Linked DNA regions of Homo sapiens: region 1 is linked to region 2. Evidence: chromatin contacts called from ENCODE POLR2A ChIA-PET data. All regions are on one chromosome and are shown on one strand. Each heading gives the region's core, a stretch centred on a gene start or an enhancer-like site at or near the end of the contact. The rest is flanking DNA. Distances are from core to core; before and after follow the strand shown.

Evidence for each region. ChIA-PET counts read pairs that join two places held with the same protein, here RNA polymerase II (POLR2A).
Region 1: POLR2A ChIA-PET joins it to region 2 with 11 read pairs in activated CD4-positive, alpha-beta memory T cell. The contact joins two enhancer-like sites. POLR2A ChIA-PET finds 5 or more read pairs at or near these places in 3 of 52 experiments (B cell, Caco-2 and activated CD4-positive, alpha-beta memory T cell).

What each region holds. Positions count from the first base shown.
Region 1 is chr9:37,413,447-37,420,741 of GRCh38, forward strand. LOC105376035 (a long non-coding RNA gene) reads left to right here. Exons shown (of 4, transcript XR_007061479.1): 3 at 2,584-2,763; 4 at 3,310-6,062. Among named protein-coding and RNA genes, the nearest start is that of GRHPR, 5.6 kb to the right of the region's middle. RefSeq lists a silencer at 1,566-1,860. Within about 2 kb of position 1,910, at least 16 of the 41 ENCODE cell types and tissues checked have a DNase peak (open chromatin) inside an H3K27ac peak, as active enhancers do.
Region 2 is chr9:35,692,511-35,699,095 of GRCh38, forward strand. TLN1 (talin 1) reads right to left here. Exons shown (of 57, transcript NM_006289.4): 52 at 6,522-6,585; 53 at 6,298-6,423; 54 at 6,107-6,169; 55 at 5,813-5,995; 56 at 5,534-5,662; 57 at 4,438-5,406. The coding sequence ends at 5,281. Among named protein-coding and RNA genes, the nearest start is that of TPM2, 5.9 kb to the left of the region's middle. Within about 2 kb of position 2,586, at least 20 of the 41 ENCODE cell types and tissues checked have a DNase peak (open chromatin) inside an H3K27ac peak, as active enhancers do.

The sequences.
Region 1 (7,295 bases), core at 660-3,159, 1.7 Mb after region 2:
CTATGGATGAATAAGCAGATGTAGCTGAAGGAGCCACTGGGGTTGGCTGGCAGGTCAGGACAGGGCAGCCATGAGGGTTGTGGTCACATGCCTCAGTGTTACTGTCTTAATCTATTTTCCGCTGCTATCACAGAATACCGCAGACTGGGTAACTTATACAGAAAATAACTTTATTTGGCTCATGGTTCTGGAGGATGGGAAGTCTAGAAAAATAGTGCCAGCATCTGGAGAGAGTCATCCTGTGGCACAAGGCATCACATGGCCAGCATGCACACAAGACAGAGAGAGAAATGGGGCCAAACTTATCCTTTTATCAGAAGCTCACTCCTGCCATAAGTAATCCACTCTTACAATAACTGCATTAATCTCTTCATGAGGGCAGAGCACCTCATGACCCAATCACCCCTAAAGGACCCATTTCTCAACACTGTCACAATAGCAATTAAATTTTATTTTATTTTATTTTTATTTTTTGAGATGGAGTTTCATTCTTATCACCCAGCCTGGAGTGCAGTGGCACCATTTCGGCTCACCACAACCTCTGCCTCCTGGGTTCAAGCGATTCTCCTGCCTCGGCCTCCTGAGTAGCTGAGATTACAGGCATGTGCCACCATGCCCAGCCACAATTAAATTTCAACAGGCATTTTGGAGAGGACGTTCAAACCACAGCAGTTACCTTCACCTGGATTTGAGTCCAGCTCAAGCGTGGTGACCTTGGGCAGGTCCTTCAGGCAGAAGGACTTGAGGCTCTCTGAGCCGCAGTTATCTTGACTTGAAAGTGAGAATCCTAACAGTGCCCACTTGAAGGCTTGTTGTGGGGTGAACACCACATAGTTTGAAGCCCGATCCTGTCTGAGTAGCGGTGGCTCTCTTGCCCCTCTGAATCTTCCAGGCTGGGGCCCTCTGCTCCCCAGAAGAGCAGACTGAGGGGCTGAGAAAGGGGCAAGTGGCTTTCTGTGTGGGGTGCAAGGCTGCAGCAGGCTGAGTCTGGGGGCAACCCAGGTCTGCTGATGAGCTGTTACCCTGCCCCCCAGGGCCACACCTCACTGGGAGCTGAAGCCTGAGCACATTTCCCAGGGGTCTGGGCTGGCCAAGGGGTCCCGACTGGGCTCTCTGCTACCCTCTGTGGCCAGCTGCTCATGTCTCTTGTACGAGAGCATCAGCTTCCAGCAGTCAGACAAAAGCCCAGGCAGGGCCGGGGTGAAAGCCACACTGCGCCTTGCCTGCTGCGCGTCATCGGAAAATGTTCGCCCCATCTGGGCTTCAGTTTCCATATCTGTATAATGGGCTTCCAGCATGTGCCCTGCCCCACCCCTCACCAAGCACAGACCAGAGGCAGGGCCCCCTCAGAGAGGAGACAGTCAGTCAGATGATCTCTATTCAAACCCAGTTCTGCTCCTTACCAGCTGTGTGACCGTGGGCAAGTCCCTCCACTGACCTGAGCCTCAGTTTCTTCGTCTGTAACTTGGGGTTCCTAAAATCAACTTCACTGGCCTTTGTGGGGATTAAACAAACTCTTGTGTGTGGAGTGCCTGGCACGGATCACTCACTCTCAGCGCAAGTTCCCTTCCGTTGGGGCCGCTCTCCGCCTCCTTACACCCTGATCTAACCTCACCTTCCACTGCCCATCTCAGCTGCTGCTGCTTCTCCTCCCTTTGGCGATGCCGACGCGCTCCAGCCTCCAGGCCTTTGCTCACCGTTTGTTCTGCCAGAAATGCCTTTTCTCCCTCTCGCATTCCTACCATTCCAAAGCATATTGTCTTCATTGCTCAGCTCAAATGCTGCCTTCTCCAGGAAGGCTCTCCGAGGAGCTCTGTGCAAGCAGACAAAAACACGGATACAGGGGCACCAGAAGGGGCATCTCTCTGCCCACATCTCTCTACTTTCGGCCTGGATCAGGCTCAAACATGGACATTTTTCTCCCCCACCTCGCAGTACACAAAAGTGCCCACTAGGTGGTGAAAGAATGACGAAGTCCCCGTGGGGATGGGCGATAAGGGAGGCCAACCAGGCACCGCCTGCATCACTCATTCGTTTATTTAACGAATATTGACTGAGCACCTGCATGGTGCCAGACTGTGGGGCAACCCAGCAACAAGGCCCGACTCTCAAGGAGCTTGTGTTCTAGCTGGGGGAGGCTGGACTGGCGGGAGACACAAAAAACAAGGAAATAAATAAAGCAGGAAAAACATGGGACAGAGATGAAGGTTACACAGAAAATGCTGGCCCAGGATCACTTGAGGCCAGGAGTTCGAGACCAGCCTGGCCAACATGGTGAAACCCCGTCTCTACAAAAAATACAGAAATTAGCCAGGTGTGGTTGCGTGCGCTGGTAATCCCAGCTATTTGGGAGGCTGAGGTGGGAGGATCCCTTGAGACTGAGAGGCAGAGGTTGCAGTGAGCTGAGATTTCACCACAGCACTCCAGCCTGGGTGACAGAGTGAGACCCCTGTCAAAAAAAAAAAAAAAAAAAAAAAGAAAAGAAAAGAAAAAAGAAAGAAAGGAAAGAAAAGGAAAGGAAAGGAAAAAAAAAAATTCCAGGCCCTTGAGTGTGTCCAGGCTTCTGACTGAGCATTCTTTCAGTGCAGAGCCACACTTTGAACCTGAGAGAGTGGCTGAGCTGGATGATTCTCAAAGTGCGCTCTGCGGACCAGCAGCAGCACCACCAGCAGCAGCATCACCCGGGAACTCAAAGGAAATGCAGGTTCTCTGGCCTCTGCCGAATGCACTGAATCAGAATCTGCATTTTAACAAGATCCCCAGGTAATTCCTTTTCAAGTTAAAGCGAGAAGCTCTGCCCAAGTCCAGAGGCTTAGGGACCAATGACACACACAAGCCAAATCTGGCCACCTATTTTCGTATGAATCCCATGCTAAGAATGGGTCCTGCTCAGAAAAAAAAAATCTAGAGAGTATTTTGTGATAAATAAAAGACATGCGAATTCAAATTTTAATGGCCATGCATAAAGTTTTATTGGAAGCCGGCTGCACCCTTTGTTTATGTATTGGCTGTGGCTGCTCTTGTACCAGAATGGTGACGTTAAGGAGCAGCAACAAAGACAGTATGGGCCACAGTGTTAAAATATTGACTCCCTGGCCCTTTGAAGAAAAAGTTGGCTAGTCCCTGCTCTAGTACATCTTCCTCACACTTTATGAATGAAGAATCAGGGCCCCGGGGGAGGGGGGCAGTATCTTGTTCAAGGCATCATGGGAGCCCTGCTTTCTCTACACGCTCAGGGTCCTGTTTCCACAGGCTCAGGCCTGAAGAGACTGAAAGCCCCCACTTTTTCTGTCTCTTGGGTTGGCCCAGGGTTGAAACCCAGGTTCCAGGCTGTGAGGAAGTCCAGGACACACTGAGAGGTCATGTGTAGGTGTTCAGGCCAACAGCACAGCCAGGGGCTCAGCTGACAGCCAGCATCAATGACCAGATGTATGGGTGAGGAGGTCTTCGGATGACTCCAGGCCAACTCCTATCTGACTACAGCTACAACTGCACAAAAGAGCCCGAACGAGAAACACTGGCTGAGCCCAGTCAACCCTGGAACCAGAAGAGATGATAATGCCATCCAGCCCTGAGATTTGTTTGGAGGGTGACGCGGCCAAGGATGACACCCACTGCCCCAGAGGCTGGGGGACTGGCAGGTATATCTTAGGGTTTGGGGGTGGGAGTGAAGGTCATCCTGAGGAGAGTCCTTTTTGAGTGTGTTAAGGTGTCTGTGTCCATGTGGACGGGCTGTCAGAATGGGCTGGGGGATGCGGTCAGGGACCACTCCCATTCCCAGGGCCTGGGTGTCCTGACCATCCATGCTAGGTCTGTTCCACGTTGGCCACACTGTTCCAGGCAAGCGCCTTTGGTCACACGGACTGGTCTCTGAGACTGGTCTGATGTGTGTACTCTCAGGAGCCTGGACAGGGGCAGTCTCAATCCAGAAATGACCTCTTCAATACTTGGTGTAGTTCCCTGTATGAAACGCCCAATATTATGAGCCACCCAGGCCTGGGTCACCTGCTGACTGGCTGGAGGAAGTGCATGGGACCATGTGAGGTCACGGCAGCCCCAGGGTTTGCAGGTCGTCTGCATCCTGGCTCCCCCGCTTACAAGCTGTTTGACCTTGGTGAGGTTAGATCATCTTCCTAAGCTTCAGTTTCTTCAGCCACACAATGGGTATAACACTTACCCTTGAGGGTTACTGCGATTGTCACACAAGGCAGCATTTGCATGGGCCCTGGGCCATGCTAGACATTCATCAGGCACTGAAGCTATGGGGGAGAGAAGTGAGGGGCCCAGGCTCTGGAGCCAGTGGGTTTAAACTCCACTCTACCACTAACAAGACATTATTAAAAACTTCTGTGCGCCTCCATTTCCTCATCTGTAACATGGGGATAATAATAGCACCTGCCTCCTGGCTTGTTGAGAGGATATATGTAGTGCTTACAACAGCACAACACACATATATGGGTACTTCACAAATACAAATCCATTCAAGGAAACCAACCCTGGTGCCCTGGGATGGCCGTTGGTCAGAGACACAGAAGCCGAAGCCAGCTTAGGACAAGCGGAGGGGCCCAGGCCTGCCCCTCGGTTCCGGGGGCCTCACTTCTGTTCCAGGGCTGTTCAGTTACCTGCTCCTAGGCCTGGGAGGCCCAGTGGACAACAGAGTGACCTCTTCTCCACTGATTTGATCTGAATACATTCTGCCCCATGAGGGCCCAAATGAGGGAACTGGTATGATATTCACAGAGAGGTGACATCACCCGCTGAAGATCACACAGCAAGTCCCTGGGCCACCTGGATCCCGGCCACAGCTCCACCCTGCTACCTCCCTCTCTTAAGTAACACATTAATAAGTGTCTTACCCTCAGGCCATTATCTGTGTTCCCAGGCCAGGGAACATTTCTGAAACACATCAAACATTGACAAAAAGAGGTGTTTTTCTGTCCCCAGGCCAGGCCCTTCGGCCTCTGTTAACCAGTGAGTGTTCTCTGTTAATCCTGAGCCCAGCTCCTCCTACACACAAGTACAAACAAGGGCATTGGGCATGGGAGAAACCTGTCCACCAGGGCCAGGAGGGGACACGGAAGGTTAATGGGTCCCCTCCCCCAAAGCAATGCACACAGCTGGGGCTCAATAAGTGCTACTGGGTGGTAGGAACAGAGCCAGCTGAGGGCACAGGAAGAGGGATCTGCTAAGCAGAGGAGGCCTGACCTGGGCTTCATTGGGTAAAACCAGTCATCATAATAAGTAGCTGGCATTTCGGGAGCTCTTAGTTAGTTCCAGACACTGCCCTGAGCACTGGACATGGTCACTCACTAACGTTTCCATGTTTCAGTATCTGTGGGGTGCATATGTTGCTCTCCCCAGTCTACAGACAGGAAGCTGCAGGCAAGAAAGATGAAGTCATTTGCTTAAGTCACACCATTACCAAGAGGCCGAGCTTGGATTCACACCCAGCACCCTGGCTCCAGACCCAAGCTCTCAACCACAATACAAGCCTGTGGAGTGGGAGGGGTGAAATACATGAGTGAGGGGTGACTTCTAGGTATTGGCTTGGGGTGGCTGTCCCTTTGATGGATATGTGGGAGGAGCGCAGGTGTCAGGTGAGGTATTGGGGAGAAGGTGGATGAATTGGGTTTGGCAGGTGTTGAGTTCCAGATACCTGAGGATGCTCAGGTGGAGGAGGCAGGAGAGAGGCGGCTTATGGCTCTGAAGCTGGGTGATGGGGGCTGGAGCTGCTCACTCCAGAGTCATCAGCGTAGAAGCGCAGCCTGGGAGACACCTGAGCGATGAAGGGGCAAGGCCACAGCTAAGGCAGGGGAATTGATATTTAGTGTGCAAGGATTCAAAATGACAGCAAGAAAAGAAGTGTTTTAGAGACTATTACTATTATTATTATTGAGACAGAGTCTTACTCTGTTGCCCAGGCTGGAGTGCAGGGGTGCAATCATAGCTTACTGTAACCTTGAACTCCTGGGCTGAAGTGATACTCCGGCCTCCGCCTTCCGGGACTCAGCCACCACAACCAGCTAACTTTTAAATTTTTCTGTAAAGACAGGGTGGGGGAGCCTCCCTATATTGCCCATGCTGGTCTTGAACTCCTGACCTCAAGCAGTCCTCCAGCTTTAGCCTCCCAAAGTGCTGGGATTACAGGAATCAGCCACCAAACCTGGCCAAATGCTATTTTTATTTATTTTATTTTATTTATTTATTTTTGAGACGGAGTTTTTTTGTTTGTTTGTCTTTTGTTTTCTTTTGAGACAGAGTCTCGCTCTGTCGCCCAGGCTGGAGTAAAGTGGCGTGATCTTGGCTCACTGCAACCTCCACCCCCTGGGTTCAAGCAATTTCCTGCCTCAGCCTCCTGAGTAGTTTGGATTATGGGCACCTGCCACCAAGCCTGGCTAATTTTTTTGTATTTTTAGTAGAGACGGGGCTTTACCATGTTGGCCAGGCTGGTCTCGAACTCCTAAGCTCAGGTGATCCACCCGCCTCAGCCTCCCAAAGTGCTGGGATTACAGGCGTGAGCCACCGCGCCTGGCCAAGTGCTATTTTTAAATGAATGTTTTCTTTATTTTGAGGGTAGATAATAAATGCACAAGATGCAAATTCCCAAAGGGTGAAAATTGTGTCTCTCTTACTCTGTCCCAGTTCACCAGGTCTTCTCCCCAGAGGCAGCCACTGTCCCCAGTTTCTTCTTTTTTCTTTTTCTTTTTTTTTTTTTTTTTTTGTTAGAGACAGGGTCTCACTCACTCTGTTGCCCAGGCTGGAGTGCAGTGGCACAATCACAGTTCACTGCAGCCCCAGCCTCCCAGGCTCAAGCAATCTTCCTACTTCAGTTTCCCAAGTAACTGGGACTACAGGTGTACACCACTACGCCTGGGTAATTAAAAAAAAATTTTTTTTTGTAGAGACAGGGTCTCGCTATGTTGCCCAGGCTTGTCTCAAACTCCTGGGCTCAAGCAATGCTCCTGACTCAGCCTCCCAAAGTGCTGGAATTACAAACCATGAGCCACTGCACCTGGCCTGTTCCCAAAGAAACAAGAAAGATGTTTCTTGTACATCTTTCCAGGGATATTTAACACACAGAAATAGGTGGCCAGGTGTCGTGGCTCACGCCTGTAATCCCAGAACTTTGGAAGTGGATCGCTTTGAGCCCAGGTGTTCGAGACAAGCCCGGTCAACATAATGAAACCCTGTCTCTACAAAAAATACAAAACATTAGCTGGGTGTGGTGGCACATGCCTGTGGTCCCAGCTGCTCAGGAGGCTGAGGCGGGAGGATCATTGGAGCACAGGAGGTAG
Region 2 (6,585 bases), core at 1,336-3,835:
GAAACTTGAGAAAAATTTTAAATATGTATCAATTCGTTAAAAATAACAAAAATAAACTCATTACACATTAATCATGTTAACATAATGTTCTAAATGAAAGATAACTATATTCCCATTCCCCGAATTAATGAGAGTATGGAAATTATTTTACATTTTTACGAATCTCTTTACTCTCTGGCTTCCAAGGGGACAGCTGTATTATCAATATCTCCTTCCATATTTGATCTGTTGCTATATGTTGGTTACTGAGACATATGAAGAAAATCCTGTCTCACAACAGATATGCAGTTGGAAAGATTTATTTATTATTTTATTTATTTATTTTGAAACAGTCTTGCTCTGTTGCCCAGGCTGGAGTGCGGTGGTGCGATCTTGGCTCACTGCAACCTCCGCTTCCCAGGTTCAAGCAATTCTCCTGTCTCAGCCTCCTGAGTAGCTGGGACTACAGGCATGCACCACCATGCCTGACTAATTTTTGTATTTTCAGTAGAGACAGGGTTTCACCATGTTGGCCAGGCTGGTCTCGAACTCCTGACCTCAAGTGATCCGCCTGCCTTGGCCTCCCAAAGTGCTGGGCTTACAGGCGTGAACCACCACGCCTGGCCTATTTATTATTATTATTATTTGTTTATTTTTTTGAGACAGAGTCTCGCGCTGTCACCCAGGCTGGAGTGCAGTGGGGCGATCTCAGCTAACTGCAACCTCCGCCTCCCAGGTTCAAGTGATTCTCCCGCCTCAGCCTCCCGAGTAGCTGGGACTACAGGCATAAGCCATCACACCCAGCTAACTGTTGTATTTTTTGTTTGTTTGTTTTGTTTTTTTGAGACGGAGTCTCGCTCTGTTGCCCAGGCTGGAGTGCAGTGGCACAATCTCGGCTCACTGCAACCTCCGCCTCCCAGGTTCACGCCATTCTCCTGCCTCAGCCTCCCAAGTAGCTGGAACTATAGGCGCCCGCCACCATGCCCAGATAACTTTTTATATTTTTAGTAGAGACGGGGTTTCACTGTGTTAGCTAGGCTGGTCTTGAACTCCTGAACTCAGATAATCTGCCTGCCTTGGCCTCCCAAAGTGCTGGGATTACAGGCGTGAGCCACCATGCCGGGCCTGGCATATTTATGTTTTTTTGAGACAAGGTCTGGCTCTGTCACCCAGGCTGTAGTGCAGAGACACAATCACGGCTTGGCTCACTGCAGCCTTGACCTTCTGGGCTCAAGTGCTCTCTCCGCCTCAGTCTCCTCCAGTAGCTGGGACTACACATGTGCACCATCATACCCGGCCCTTTTTTTTTTTTTTTTAAATAGAGATGGTGTGCCACTATGTTGCCTAGGTTGGTCTCAAACTCCTAGGCTCAAGCTACCCTCCTGCCTCAGCCTCCCAAAGTGCTGGAATTACAGGCCTGAGCCACTGTGCCTGGCCGATAATTGGCAGTTTCTTAAGGGGCAGTTGCAATGTAGAATGTGAAACCATATCAGTGACCTTTTTGTACTGTTAAACTAAAATCCGTTGTTTTGGCCAAGTGTGGTGGCTCACGCCTGTAATCCCAGCACTTTGTGACGCCAAGGTGGGTGGATCACCTGAGGTCAGGAGTTCGAGACCAGCCTGGCCAACATGGTGAAACCCTCCCGTCTCTACTAAAACTACAAAAATTAGTCAGGTGTGGTGGTGGCACACGCCTGTAATCCCAGCCACTCGGGAGGCTGAGGCAGGGGAATCACTTGAACCTGCGAGGCGAAGGTTGCAGTTAGCCGAGATTGCACCACTGCACTCCAGCTTGGGTGACAGAGCAAGACTCTGTCTCAAAAAAAAAAAAAAAATCCGTTTTTCTGAACTGCACCTGATTGGATCTTTTACCCATGCATAATTTTGTAACACCGTGCATTCGTCATATGGAAAATAATTGATTCACTGAGCTATGCAAATCTTCCAAATATTAATGTTTCATTATACATTATTTTAAAAATCACAATAGGTTTCAGGCCAGGTGCGGTGGCTCATACCTGTAATCCCAGCACTTTGGGAGGCCGAGGTGGGTGGATTGCCTGAGCTCAGGAGTTCGAGACCAGCCTGGGCAACATGGCAAAACCCTGTCTCTACTAAAAATACAAAAAGTTAGCTGGGTGTGGTGGCGGGCGCCTGTAGTCCCAGCTACTCAGGAGGCTGAGGCAGGAGAATTGCTTGAACCTGGGAGGTGGAAGTTGCAGTGAGCTGAGATTGCACCACTGCATTCCAGCCTGGGGAACAGAGCGAGACTCTGTCTCAAAAATAAATAAATAAATAAATAAATAAATTTTAAAAAAATCACAATAGGTTTCAACAGTAAAGTCTTTGTTTTTCTTCATAGTATTATACTGGAGAACAGTAAAGTCTTTAAGTTTTAAATTTTGGGAAGCTGTGAAGCTCATGTAGCAAATACAAGTGTTCCAAAATTCGATTTTTCACTTGAAAGCTTGAATTATATCATTGGCAACAAACACTGTCAGATTTTTCCCTGAAGTGACAGACTCACTTTGTTCCTTTTTAGAAAAGTTCTGCCAGCTACCTAAATCTGATAACCACAGTTTGTCGGCCATTCTTTTGAGTAAACGTGGCATTCCATAAAAGAGCAGCTAGTTCAGCTCACAACTCAAAGAATGGCCTAAGTTATTTCCTCCAGAAAACCATCATACTTTGGTATGCAAAATGTCTTATGCATACTTCCCACTTTATCAGACAGAATGTTGAAAAGCCTTTTCCTTAAGGATTAAGGTTTAATTAAATTAATACATTTAGGCTGGGCGTGGTGGCTCACGCCTGTAATCCCAGCACTTTGGGAGCCTGAGGCAGGCAGATCATGAGGTCAGGAGTTCAAGACCAGTCTGGCCAACATGGTGAAACCCTGTCTCTACTAAAAATACAAAAATTAGCTGGGCATGATGGCATGTGCCTGTAATCCCAGCTTCTCGGGAGGCTGAGGCAGGAGAATTGCTTGAACCGGGACACAGGAGGTGGAGGTTGCAGTGAGCCGAGATCACGCCACTACACTCCAGCCTGGGCTACAGACCGAGACTCCGTCTCAAAAAAAAAAAAAAATTTTTTTTTTTTACTTCATCAAGGACATTTTTTTTGAGTCTTGCTCTGTTGCCCAGGCTGGAGTGCAGTGGCGTGATCTTGGCTCACTGCAACCTCCGCATCACAGGTTCAAGCAATTCTGGTGCCTCAGCCTCCCAAGTAGCTGGGAATTACAGGTGTGCACCACCATCCCCAGCTAAGGAAAATAATGTCTTGGTATTTTTATGAAAATAATTTTGACCTATGGACCCCTGAAAAGGTCTTAGGGAACCCTAGGGGTCTGAGGACCACATTTGAAGAGCTGCTGGTTTAATAGGTTTTAAAGCCTCTCCCCAGATGGCTCCCAAGGTATCACTAGTGAGAAGTATGTGATTGGTCCCAGTTCCTGAGGACATGACAAGGAAATGGTAACAGGAGTAAGCAGCTGTCCTGGGCTCCTAGCTGGAGTTCAAAGTCTAGACTGCCACTTGTCGGGGAGGTTATAGAAGGGATTTGATCTCCAAGGTCCTCAACTGATACTATGACATTGAATCTGGGATTAGGGAGCCCCCACAGTATGTACTGGAGTTGCCAGTCCTCTGCGTCAGAGAAGTGATAATACATCTCAATTTTCCAGTGCTTAGCACAAGCATGGCTTAGTAAATATTGAATGAATGAATCACAGGTGATAGGAGTGATGGTAGGAGGTTGGCACCATCCCTAATGGGCTGTCCTAGAGTTCCATCTACTTTCTTAGAGAAGGGCTCTCACTCCGTCACCCAGGCTGGTGCACAGTGGCACCATCATAGCTCACTGCAGCCTTGAACTCCTGGTCTCAAGCAGTCCTCCTGCCTCAGCCTTTTAAGTAGCTGGGATTAGAGGCTCGAACCACCGTTACCAGCTACATTCCATCTACTTCAAGCTTTCCCTAATGTGGTGGGAGTAGAAGGTGTTAGTAGCAGATGGGTGGCGTTTGTGTTCTACTTGAGGAAATAATGTACTGGGCGGTAGGGCTGACTAAAGAATCACGCATGAAAATAGTTGCCAACCTAAGACGACTGTCAGAGAGTCCATGCATTATGGACAGAGTGGCTGGATGGGGACGTGGAAGCACACAGCATCCACCTCTCTGACTGCCTCTTTCCACTGACCCACCAGATAAGCAGGGTGGCTGGAACAGGGCTGCTAGCACCTTCCTGGCCACTAGGGGAGCTCTGCCCCCTCTAACAATAAATTCTCACACCTGGGTCAAGCTCTTCACTTTTAGCGCTACCCTAGGCAGGAGTGTCCCAACCCAATCAAGAGCGGTGCCTACCCGAGGCAGCCTCAAGTTGGGATTTTTCTGCTTGCTAATGGCTTCAATCAGTTTTGTGGCCATAGTTCTCTTAGGCTCAGACACTTACAGGCATATTATTTTTAGCAAAGCTTCTTTTGAAAATTTGAATTTGGTCAAGGACTGGATTTGTTGACATACCCTGAGTAGCTATGAAGAACAGAATGTCCTGGTAGCCACAAGGAACTGTGGTAGCTGCTGTCCCAGCAGCAGCAGAACGACACTTTGTGAGGCTTAGGTGCTGGCCAGGGAGGTGAGGATAACAGGAGTATGACTTCTCAGGCACAACTTCCCCATTGGATAACTTTAGGGTCCGGGTGCAAGGAGGAAGGGACCTCAGGTGCAGACTGCCAGTCTTCCCCTCTCCCATTTCAAGCTGGATCAAGCTGGGTGACAGAATTCAACCCCACTGTCTCTCCTACTGCCCTGGGAGAAAACTTGTATCTCCCTTGAAGCCAGGCAGAGGTTGTAGGTAGAATCATTTTTATTGGAGCATGACCTGTTTGGGGCTTATAACTCTGCAGCCCCTATGGGTAGCTGGGGGTGGGGGAAGATAGTATCAAAAAACGGTGAAGAGAGCTGATGAGGCTGTGGGGACTGGCCGGAAGCTGCTGGCAGGGTGGAGTGGGCTGGGGCCCCGGCAGATTCAGATCGAGGTACAGCAGCGTTAATAATACTCTTGGAGCGTTAATACTCTGGGGAGGGGCAGGCACTTGGGGGGCCCTAGGGCATGAAGGCACTTGGGGTTGGGGAGGGGACAGGGGATGTACTGCGGGACTGGGCGGGGCCAGGCCCTGGGGTTTGGCAGGCACTTTGGGGAGTGCTGGGGTTGGGCAGGTTGGGCCCCGACAGCCCAGAAGGCTTTGGTAGTGGCACGCACAGTCTCTGGGCCGGGTCTGCATTAAATAGAAGAGGCTTCTTTAGTGCTCATCTCGAAGCTCTGAAGGCAGAAACTTGTACTGCTGCTGCCGGATCTGGGCCAGTTTCTTCCGCGCCTCTTCCAGCTCTCGTTCCTTCCGAAGCATTTCTTCCTGTGCTGCGATGATCTGAGGGTGGAGATCGGGGACTTAGTTCAGTGAGGATGCACAGCAGGGGCATAGGGTAGTTGGGACCAGCGCAGGCAACATGACTGCCCTCCTGACAGCGTCCCTCAGCATCTGGGGTGAAGCTCACCTGGGCAATGCCGCCAACCATCTTCTCTTTCACCACCACTGTCTCATTCTCCTGCTCTTCAAAGGCTGCAGCCTTCTGTGCTGCTTTCACCAGATTATCTGAGGCTCGCTTCACTGCGTTGCCAGCAGCCTGGGCAGAGAGAAAGTGGCCTAGGTTGAGAACTCAGGTACGGTCCCAGTTGAGACAGTACCTCAATTCTCTCATAGAAACATACATCTCGGGAGTGACAGTTTGAAGCAGTATAGCCCAAGGGACAATGGGATGGGTCAGGGTTCTCACCTGAAGTCGTTTCATTGCCTCCGAGTCCTGGTCAGCCTTGACCTTGCAGGCCACAAGGAGCTGGGCTGTGGAGGCAGCTACCTGCTTGGCTGATGAGATGAGCTTCTCCTGGCTGGCATGGCCTTGTACAGCTGCATTGGCTGCCTCACACAGATTGTTGGTGGCCGCAGCCACCATCCGGGCCTAAAGCAGGGAGAGTTTGCTTAAAAATATGCCCCTTGCCCTGGTCCATCCCCACTCCAGCCTTCTCAAGTCTCTCAAACTGAGAGAGACCTAGTGGTATTGCACACTTACAGCAGAAATGAGGCCCTGGGACCACTGCCCATCGTCCAGTGCATTGGCTGGAATGGCACCCACCTGTAGGAAGGAGAAGAGCCTACTTAGACCTGCATTTTCCTCACTTCAAAGACTCGCTGGCTATGGATGTGGATGTGGACATCAAAGTGCCAACCTGTCCCCATTCTTCTGGGTATTTAAGCACTCACCTTCCCTTGGGCCACTAGTTCTCTCTGGGCAGCCGACGCAGCCTTTACCAGTGCACTGGTGGCTGCTGCAATGGACTTGGCAGCTTCTAGTATCTGCTCCTCAAAGTTCAAGGACTCATCTGCCTCCTGCAATAAGCGAAGGTTGCAGAAAGAGATGTAAAGTCAGAGATGAAGGTGGGGACACTGCCATGGTGAGGGTGGAAGAGGAAGGGAGCAGGACTGACCTTGGGTTTGGCCCGGGGCTTCAGCTGCTCTAGCTTTTTGGCTGCAGCCTCAATGGCGGCTGCA